Regions from separate parts of the Homo sapiens genome. Here region 2 is linked to region 1. The links are chromatin loops, found by intact Hi-C in ENCODE. Cell type or tissue: mammary epithelial cell. All regions are shown on one strand.

Region 1 (5,000 bases):
AAATTATGGAAAATGATGTGGTATAGTAGGAGGTGTTGGGTGCCATGGATCTAAAAAAAAAAAAATAGAGCAGAGGGACAGAGGTTGTGACTGAAAAGGATGGTCAGAGGGCGCTTCCTGGGATGGTGGCATGTGAGCAGCCACTTCAACAAGGTGAGGGCAGAGAGTGCCTGGCAGAGGGGCAGCCGTGCAAAGGCCGGAGGCGGGGCATGCCTGGTGTCTTTGAGAGGCCAGCACACAGGATCAGGGGGAGTGAGGGAGAGCCAGAGCCCAGCACACAGGATCAGGGGAGTGAGGGGAGCGAGAGGCCGGCATACAGGATGTGGGGAGGGGGAAGGAGGGAGAGCGAGAGGTCAGCACACAGGATCAGGGGAGTGAGGGGAGCGAGTTGCTGAGGGCGGAGAGAAAGGGTGTGTCTTTCATGTTGGGCAGGCCAGGGTGAAAGCCTGGGCTTTTGAGATGTCTACAGAGGGTTTTGAGCCTAGAAGTCACGTGACTGCTGTGTGGCAGGACCCCTCTAGCTACTGTCTTAAGAATAAAGTGATCTGGGCGTGGTGGCGCGTCTGTAGTCCCAGCCACTTGGGTACTTGGGAGGCTGAGGCAGGTGGATTACTTGGAGCCTAGAAGTTGGAGACCAGCCTGGGAAACATAGGGAGACCGCATCTCTACAAAAAATTTAAACATTAGCCAGGTATGGTGGCACACATCTGTGATCCCAGCTCCTCAGGAAGCTGAGGTAGGAGGATTCCTTGAGCCAAGGAGTTCGGAGCAGTGGTGAGCCACGATCGCACCACTGCACTCCAGCCTGGGCGACAGAGCGAGACTCCGTCTCAAAAAAAAAAAAAAAAAAAAAAAGAATAAACTGAAAGGGGCCAAGTGTCCATGCAGGTTCCCAAGTGACCTTCCAGGAGGGTGGCTCTGGCTAGGTAGGTGGCAGTGTGGTGGTGAGAAGTGGTGGGATTCTGGATATACTTTGGAGGTTGATGGAGCCAACAGGATTCTCTGACAGATGAAATGTGGGAGACAAGAGAAAGATATTTGCTACTTTCAGCATGGCCTGTTCTAAGGGCTTTGAGCATTTTATTCATTTAATACCCTGAGCAGCCCTTGGAGGTAAGCATATCAGCATCCTCATGCCACAGATGAGGAAACTGAGGCACACTGTGGTTCAATAACTTGCTCGAGATCCTACAACTCTGTAAGTGACAGAGACAAACCCAAGCTTGATGATGGCTTTCCTGTGCCTCTGTTCTCTCGAATTCTGAGAGTGCCTGCACCTTGGGAGGAAGCAGAGAGTCAATGTTTGTTTCCAACAGAGAGGTGACTGCAGTAGTCTGTGATTGAAACAGAAACCACAGTTGGGAAGTAGGAAATCCAAGTTCCCATCTGCCTTCCTGGTTAACTAGTCTAGGTATAGACTTCCAGTCTGTAATCATATCAAGGTGGAATTGCTAAGAAGAGCATGTTTTCTGTCTCTCCCTCTCTCTCTCCCCACCGCCCCTCAGCTCACCTTTATAAATCTGTTATTTGCCTGATGTGTTTCTTCAGAAAGAACTCGAGGACACTTCCAATCCCCTTCACACCTCCACTGTCATAGGAGCAGGGAAGGCCTTGGAGACAGGCAGCCCCATCTGCGACGCAAGGACCTGCGCTGCCTCTCAGGGAATAGCACAGAACGGTGGTGAGAACGGAGGTCGCAGAGTCCAAGATTTGGATTTAAGTCCCTAAGTAGGGAGCTCTTAGGACCTGTGTGATAATGGGCAAGTTCTTAGAATTCTGAGCCTCAGTCCTCTCTCTGAAATATGGGGATAATGGTAGTGTCAATGTCAGAGAGGTGTTGCCAGAATTTGCATTAAGGGGACCGAACAACTGCCCTCGTTGGTCCAGGACTGAGAGGATTCTCAGGACAGTCCTTGGCCAAACAGGATGAGTTGGTCACTTTAATTTAATAAGACAATCTATGTAAAGTGCTTGGACTTGGCTCATTGAAGTGCTCTTAGATGCTCCAATGATAGTATCTCTTCAACAACATTTATTTAGTAAGCACCTACTATGTGTTCAATGCTGTATGATACACTGGGGGTAAAACATAGATAAAGCCCTGCCCTCAAGGAGTTTGCAGGTGTTCACGGAATGCTCAGAGCAAATCCTTGGGGTCCAACCATGACAGGGTTAATAGTGGGGCTGTGTCTAAATGGGAGGACAAAGGTCAGGCACTTCTCTCAGCTGTCCCCAGCAGAAGCCACCAAACAGAGCAGTGACCTCAGTGGCTTCCTGTTTCGAAAACATGGGCGTCTGAGAAGCCGGATGGCCCCAGGGTGTGGTCAAATGACCACAGGTGCTTTGCCAAATGGCTCTGGGCAAGCCCAGCTCCCGGAGCTTTTCTTTAGACTGAGTGAGGTCCGGGCAAACTGTTTGCAAGTTCCCCAGATTGGCCACAAGATGGCAGGAAAGCACATTTGTAGGAAAACATGGCAACAAAAGGCTTTTCTCAATGTCAGAAATTAGGAATTTTTTGTGCGTACACATCAGAAGGCCTGTCCGAAACTGAGTATTTGTATTTCTAGAAGTTTCAATCTTGGGACTGGCCATAGCGGACTTACAGTCTGTCTGGACTCAGGTAGGGATTCCAGCAGGGATCGCAATTCCTCCAGATGGCACCAGACATCTTGTGGAAGCAACGGGCTTTACCTGAATTAGGAGAAATTCAGGAAAGAAATTCACATTGACAAAGCACTTCCTACATGCCAGGGTTTGCATTATTTTACATATGTCCTCATCTATTCATTCATTCAACAAATATTTAGTAAGCATTACTATTTTCTAGGCACGGATGTAGGCCAGATAAACTGACAGAGAGTCTAACGTCAGGTGTGGATAAGTGTCACAAAGCAGAAACAAAGAGAGTAGGGAGGCAGAGAGTAATGAAGGCTGATATTTTAGTCAACTCTGATGAGTATTCTATTAATTTCAGTATTTGAAGAACCTTTTGAAGGACTCCAACCTGGAGGCCCATTGTACAGCAGAATTCAGAGAAATCCTTCTAAAACTATGTTGGGTATTGACCATTTTTGGTTTGGGTTAAAAAACAAAAAACAAAACAAAACAAAAAACTATGTTGGGGTCCCCTTCATCTCACCACTTTGTCACCTCCTGTACCCCATATCATCTTCTTTCTTGACTTAGAAAGAAGACCCTTTTTTTGGTGGGGTACTTTTCTGTAGTGACTTCCTGAGAAAGGTAATAGGGGAGGTAAACTTTTTCTAGGGTCTTGCAGGTCTGAAAATGTTTGAATTCTCCCTTCTCTTTTGCTTGACATTTGACTGTGTATAGAATTCCAGCTGGAGACCATTTTTCCTGGTAATTTTTTTTAAAGAGATGGACCCTCACCATGTTGCCCAGGCTGGCATGCAGTGGCTATGCCCAAGTACGATCCCACTATTGATCAGCATAGGAGTTTTGACCTGCTCCAGTTCCAATCTGGGCCAATTCACCCTTTCCTAGACAATCTGGTGGTCCCCCACCCCCAGGAGGTCACTATATTGATGCTGAACTTAGCGTGGACACCCGATTGGCATAGCACACTACAGCCCAGAACTCCTGAGCTCAAGCGATCCTCCCCCATCAGCCTCCTGAATAGCTGGGACTACAGGCATACACCACCATGCCCAGTGTTCCCCGGCAATTTTGAAAGTATCACTCCACTGTTCCAGCTTTCAATGCTTCAGCTATTGAAAAGCCCAAGGCATTCTGATTGTTATGGATCTTGTGTGTAAGAATGTTTTTCTCTCCAGAAGCTTGTAGAATCATCTGTTGGGTTCTAGAAATTTGAAATTTCATGATGATATATCTGGCATGGGCCCATTTTTAACCATTGTGCTGATGCTCCAGTGGCCCTTTCAAACTGGAAACTCATGTCCTTTGATTGTGGGACATTTTTATGAATTTTTCATTTTTAATTTTCTCCCTTCCACTTCCTCTGTTCTCTCTGGACTCCTGTTATTTAGAGGTTAGTCCTCCTTGACCAGCTCTCTAATTTTCTTATCCTTTCTCTCCTACTTCTTTTTCTCACTTTTTTTTTTTTTTTTTTTTGAGACAGTCTAACTCTATCTTCCAGGCTGGAGTACAGTGGCATGATCTCGGCTCACTGCAAGCTCCACCTCCCAGGTTCAAGCCATTCTCCTGCCTCAGCCTCCCGAGTAGCTGGGATTACAGGTGCTTGCCAACGCACCCAGCTAATTTTTTGTATTTTTAGTAGAGACAGGGTTTCACCATGTTGGCCAAGCTGGTCTCGAACTCCTGACCTTAAGAGATCCACCTGCCTTGGCCTCCCAAAGTGCTGGGATTACAGGTGTGAGCCACCGTGCCCAGCCTCTACTTTGAGATTGCTTCAGCTATGCTCTAAGCTCTCTCATGTATTTTTTACTTCCTTCATCAAGTCTTCAATCCAAAGGGCTTTTTAATTACCTGAATTGTTATTGATTATAGTATCCAGCTTGTACTTCTTGATTACAGTGTCTTCTCTTAGAAGTTTCAGACAGTTGACATACGGATTTTGAAGTTTTTTTACCCTACGTAATCTCTATTTTCCCCAAGTTGCCTTTTTTTCTGATGTGCTTGTTTTTTGGTATGTTTTTCAAATAGCAGATCTCATTCGATGTCTTATGACCCTTGGCTGTCTGCTCTATGTTTAAGAGTAGGGGTAGACAAAGGAATATAAATCATTCTATTATAAGGACACCTGCACACATATGTTCATCGCAGCACTATTCACAATAGCAAAGACAGGGAATCAACCCAAATGCCCATGAATGATACACTGGATAAAGAAAATGTGGTCCATACTGTGAACCCAGAACATCTGAGACAGGCCTCAATTAATTTAGAAAGTTTATTTTGCCAAGGTTGAGGACGCGCCTGTGACGCAGCCTCAGGAGGTCCTGATAACATGCGCCCAAGACGGTCAAGGCACAGCTTGGTTTTATACATTTAGGGAGACA
Region 2 (5,000 bases), 360 kb before region 1:
TCCCAGCACTTTGGGAGGCCGAGGTGGGCGGATCACGAGGTCAGAAGATCGAGACTATCCTGGCCAACATGGTGAAATCCCGTCTCTACTAAAAATACAAAAATTAGCTGGGCATGGTGGTGTGTGCCTGTAATCCCAGCTACGGGAGGCTGAGGCAGGAGAATCACTTGAATCAGGGAATCGGAGGTTGCAGTGAGCCAAGATCACTCCACTGGACTCCAGCCTGGTGACAGAGCAAGACTCTGTCTCAAAAACAAAACAAAACAAAAAACCAACAACCAGGTGGCTTACTAACTACAATGATTTGTTTCTCACAGTTCTGGAGGCCAGAAGTTCGAGATCATGGTGCCAGCATGGTTGGGTTCTGATGAGGACCCTCTTCCATGTTAAAGAAGGATGACTTCTATTGTATTCTCACATAGCAGACAGAGAGCTAGCAAGCTCTCTGGCCTCTTCTTTATACGAGCACTAAACCTACCCATTCATGAGGACTTCACCTTCATGACTTAATTGCCTCCCAAAGTTCCCACCTCCAAATACCATCATGTTGGGATTAGGGTTTCAACATAAGAATTTGGTGGGGTAGGGAGCACAAATATTCCGTTTGTAACAGTATAATAGGGTTCTCTAGTGAAACAGAATCAATAAGATGTGTATGTGTGTATGTATTATACATCCATGTATCCATATGTTTCTTTCTATTTTAAGGAATTGGCTTAAACGATCATGGAGGCTTAAAAGTCCAAAATTGCGAGGCTAGGGTAGGCAGGCAGGCAGGCTTGGAAGGCTGACAAGCTGGAGACCCAGAGAAGAGCTGATGTTGCAATTGGAGTTCAAAGTGAGTCTGTTGTCCGAATTTCTTCTTCCACAGGAAAGGTCGGTCCTTTTCTTAAGGTCTTCAACTGCTTGGATGAGGCCCTCCCAGATTATGGAGGGCAATCTGTTTTACTCAGTCTATTGATTTAATGTTAATCTCATCTAAAAATTACCTTCGCAGAAGTATCCACATGTATTTGACCAAATATCTGGGTACTGTGGCCTAGCCAAGTTGACACATAAAAGAAAGCATCACAGTTAGGATATACTTTAACAAAGATCAAAAAACAATGCCTTATAAAGGATGGAAGTTAGGTTTACTCTTAGTCCAAGTGTAAACAGTTCAGGGTTGATTGATGACTCTACCATTTTGGGGTCCCAGGCTCCTTCTATCTTGTTGCTCTGCCATTTTCCACATAGTACTTCCTTGTAGCAGAAAAGGGAGATGGTATGGGAATGGTGTACTCCTTCCCATTTAAGTGCATGACTTTAAAATTGCACGTATCACTTAACACGTCCCATTAGCTTTAACTTTAACCATCCCATTAACTGGAACCCAATCCAGTAGACACACTTCAGTGCAAGAGAGACTGAGAAATGTAGTTTTTGGCTGGGTAGCCAGAGGCCCACCAGCACTGCTATTACTATATCAAAAGGGAAGGATAGATGTTGGGGTGAGGGAGGTATTCATCAGTCTCTGATAGTGTTCATTCATGTTTTGTGTTGCATTACATTTGATTGGAGTTCAGAATGTTTACTAATATTAAATCTGCTCATTCAAATTTGAGAGATTGAGAGTTGTGACACAACTTAAGTTTCATAATTAATGTTATTGAATTTGATCTTTCTTCTGCATCTTAAAGCACGTGTCTTGAGCAAACCTGCACATGAAAGTTGACATACCAAATGGGAAGCTGAGACAGAAGACAGAAACACAGATTCAGAAACCCACCTTGTTAAGACTGTTCCACTTCATTCTTTAGGAAGTAGGTGACTGTGAAAGTTTTGGAGCAGTGTTAGAATATGACAGATTGGGGTAATGGGAAGATAATCCGGTGGTTCCACATTGATTGCTGGATGACATCCAAATGCATCCATATGGCTTACAAGGAACTGCCTGTCTGTTTCACCTCAACTCCTGGCATCCACCTTTACTGCCTGTGTTCTGGCCACACCGAATCACAGTTCCTTCACTGTTCCTTATTATTACGCATCTCTATGTCTTCTAACAACTCTGCTCACCATTTTTGTTACCTTTTTAAAATAGAAATTTGAAGATTAAGGAAAACAGATAAAGGGCCCTTAAATTGGAGCCTACTCAGGTCCACCTATCTGTCTCTGCTGTTCGTTGAGTGCTGCGGTGTTTCAGGAATGTGTTAGGTGCATTCTTTTTGTCACCTCTCCATCCTCATGGCACCCCTGAGGGGTGTGCCATTATCCATGTTTTGCAGATGAGGAGCTGAGGCAGAAGTTTAATGATTGACTCAAGGTTACAACAGTCAGAAACTGACAGAACCAGGAATTTTGGCTGACTTCTGAGCCTGGGTTTTTCCCACCACATATTGTTCTCTTTGGAAAGAAGGTCTTAGGCTTAAGATGATTAGTAAACACAGTATATCAAGGGGCTGTGGAATCTCTGGGAGCTTCAGCTTCAGTTTGGAGTTACACCTCTTGGGTGTGCTACTGGAGAGCTGTTACCTCAGTGACTTGTGATGTGACCTGCTTTGCCGACTCTGTACTTATGTTGGGGGAAACTGGGGAAATGAGGGAGGAAGCAAATTTGGAATATGGTTTTAACCAGTTGGAATGAATTCATCCTTGACTCCTGAAAGCTTGTAATCTTCATAATCTCTTTTCTAGTGTTGCTATTTTGGATATGAGGTATGGGATAGCAGATGAATGCTTTAGGGTTGTGTGAGCTGAACAGTATTAAAAATGTGCTTTTCTCTCATCCTGAGGATCTTCCATTAATCCACTAGATGGAGCAGCTGGTTTGAATATATTTCATGATTAGAAGTTGGAAGAAAAGACATGGTGTTCATATCAGAGCCATGTCACAGACCCCCTGAAGTTGGCCAGGCATTTTGATCTCTATTTTTTCCTCTCTAAATATAAAACTTTTATTTACTCAGCACATCTATATGTAGGGAGCATTTGAGGTTCTTCTGGGACCTGACAGAAAACCATCATGGTAGAGTAGAAAGAATTCTAATCTGAAGTCTGGGGATGTGAGAGTAGAAGTCCTAGTTCAGACACTTTAGTTCTCTGTGACTTTGGTCTTTAACCGTCTTTAAGCCTCAGTGTCCTCACTTTTATCACTGTTGCAATAGGTGAGATGTGAGATGTGCCTTCTACAGGTTAGGTATATTGGGCCTCTGTGCCATCCCTTTAGACCACCTGCGCGATCAAAGATGCACGAGCTTCCATTTTGCCTGACTTGAAACTGCACTCGCTGACAGTGTCTACAACATGGAAAATCCATCCCACTGAAGACTGGAGGGTTTGTTGACGGCATTAGTTCATTTGCCTTTGTGATACTTCCGTCACCCACGGGCATTCCCGCTCATGCATGAACCCCTCCTTGGGGCAGTAGTTTCATTCCCTCACAAATGGTTTATCCTATTTTAGGGCAACACTGGTTATTAGAGTTTTTACTTATTGGTCCTGGTTGATCCTTCCAGAGCAGCCCATATCTTGTAATCTTATCTGTCTTTCATATTCAGATTTTCTGTTTTAGAACTAAGGTGGAATATTTGTTTTTTGCCTTCTCTACTACTGGTCCTGCCTGAATGATATGCTATATAAGAAATTAGACATGTTATCAAAATGCTTTTTAGTTTTTAGTTCTCAACTGATAGATAGGAAGGTGGCTATGTATGTTTAAATCTGCTACCTGTACTCAGATGTCTTAAAACATCATATGTCCTAGAATTTTAAGGTTTCATAACAAGGAACTATTCTTTAACAGTTGTTGACACATTTGTTCCTAAAAGCCAATGATGTCTTACTTAGACTACTGGAATCTGCTCCTAAGTGTTTAATGAAGTGAAATTAAAACTTCCATTTTTAGGTAGCTTTGAACTATGGGAATGTGTAACCTCACTACTCCTGATTTCTGTTAATTTTTAATTAAATACACATCTGCTAAATTAAAGACTTTCACATAGGTTGACATTCTTGTTGTTTGCCAAATACAAGAGTTTGTGATATTTGGAAACAGACTCTTCAAGTATTCCTTTTAAACTATACAGATTTTGTATTTCAAGTGGAAAGCTACAAAACACCAACTCTGTTTTAATTTGTCATATAAATTAATAAATTTATGTCATGTAAATTAATAAATTTATGTCATGTAAATTAATAAATTTATGTCATATAAATTAATAAATTTATAGTACTTCCCCTTTCAGTTGAGGAAGAGGACCTAGCCTCAGCCTTATCTTTCCCAAAGAGGGGTTTTAGGGGTGCGTATATTTGAATGAATTTTGGAATCAGGTTTTTTTTTTTTTTTGAGATGGTGTCTCACTCTGTTGCCCAGGCTGAAGTGTGGAGTGCAGTGGTGTGATCTCAGCTCACTGCAGCCTCCACCTACTGGGTTCAAGCAATTCGCCTGCCTCTGCCTCCCAAGATGCTGGGACTACAGGCACACGCCGCCACTTCTGGCTAATTTTTTTTTTGTATTTTTAGTAGAGACAGGGTTTCACTATGTTGCCCAGGCTGGTTTCGAACTCCTGAGCTTAGACAATCGGCCTGCCTAGGCCTCCCAAAGTGCTAGGATTACAGGCGTGAGCCACCGCACCCAGCCTGGAATCAGTTTTAACAGTGTATAATCTCATTGGCACTCCTTGGACTGAAGCCACTTAGCATTAAAATGTACCTTGATCTCCTGGTGACCTCCAGTGACCCACATTGATGACTCTGATGGGTTATCATTAGTTCTCCCCAGGAAATTTGAATCATCAGGATGTTTCTTTGGTTACATAATATATTTAACCCAGGTACTGGCTATTATGAAATCAAGAAGCATATCTTCCCAGAAGTGTCCTTGTGTGTGTTCATTTGTGGAAGTTGGAGGAATCAAATCTCTCCCTCTCTTTAGAGGTGTGTTTTGGAATGCCCTAAGCAGGCTGCTGTGACATCAGCCCTTGAATTTACTCTGGTTCTCATCAGGAACATTAGGAATA

What was found. A loop is a pair of places that touch in the nucleus more often than their neighbours do. Peaks named below come from ENCODE experiments on the same cell type or tissue, not always from the same donor. Only the 100,000 strongest peaks of a DNase experiment are listed, where the experiment ranks them.
Region 2: a loop joins it to region 1, with 7 times the contacts of the local background. A loop is called at or near these places in 7 of 110 quality-filtered maps.

What each region holds. Positions count from the first base shown.
Region 1 is chr13:98,670,653-98,675,652 of GRCh38, reverse strand. It overlaps the pseudogene RN7SL60P. Among named protein-coding and RNA genes, the nearest start is that of SLC15A1, 80 kb to the left of the region's middle. In mammary epithelial cell, a CTCF peak has its summit at 2,441 (motif pointing right); no DNase peak of the experiment used is centred here.
Region 2 is chr13:99,031,810-99,036,809 of GRCh38, reverse strand. It overlaps a transcript of DOCK9 not described here. Among named protein-coding and RNA genes, the nearest start is that of DOCK9-DT, 52 kb to the left of the region's middle. In mammary epithelial cell, a CTCF peak has its summit at 2,789 (motif pointing right); a DNase peak (open chromatin) is centred at 4,769; H3K27ac peaks cover 270 bases.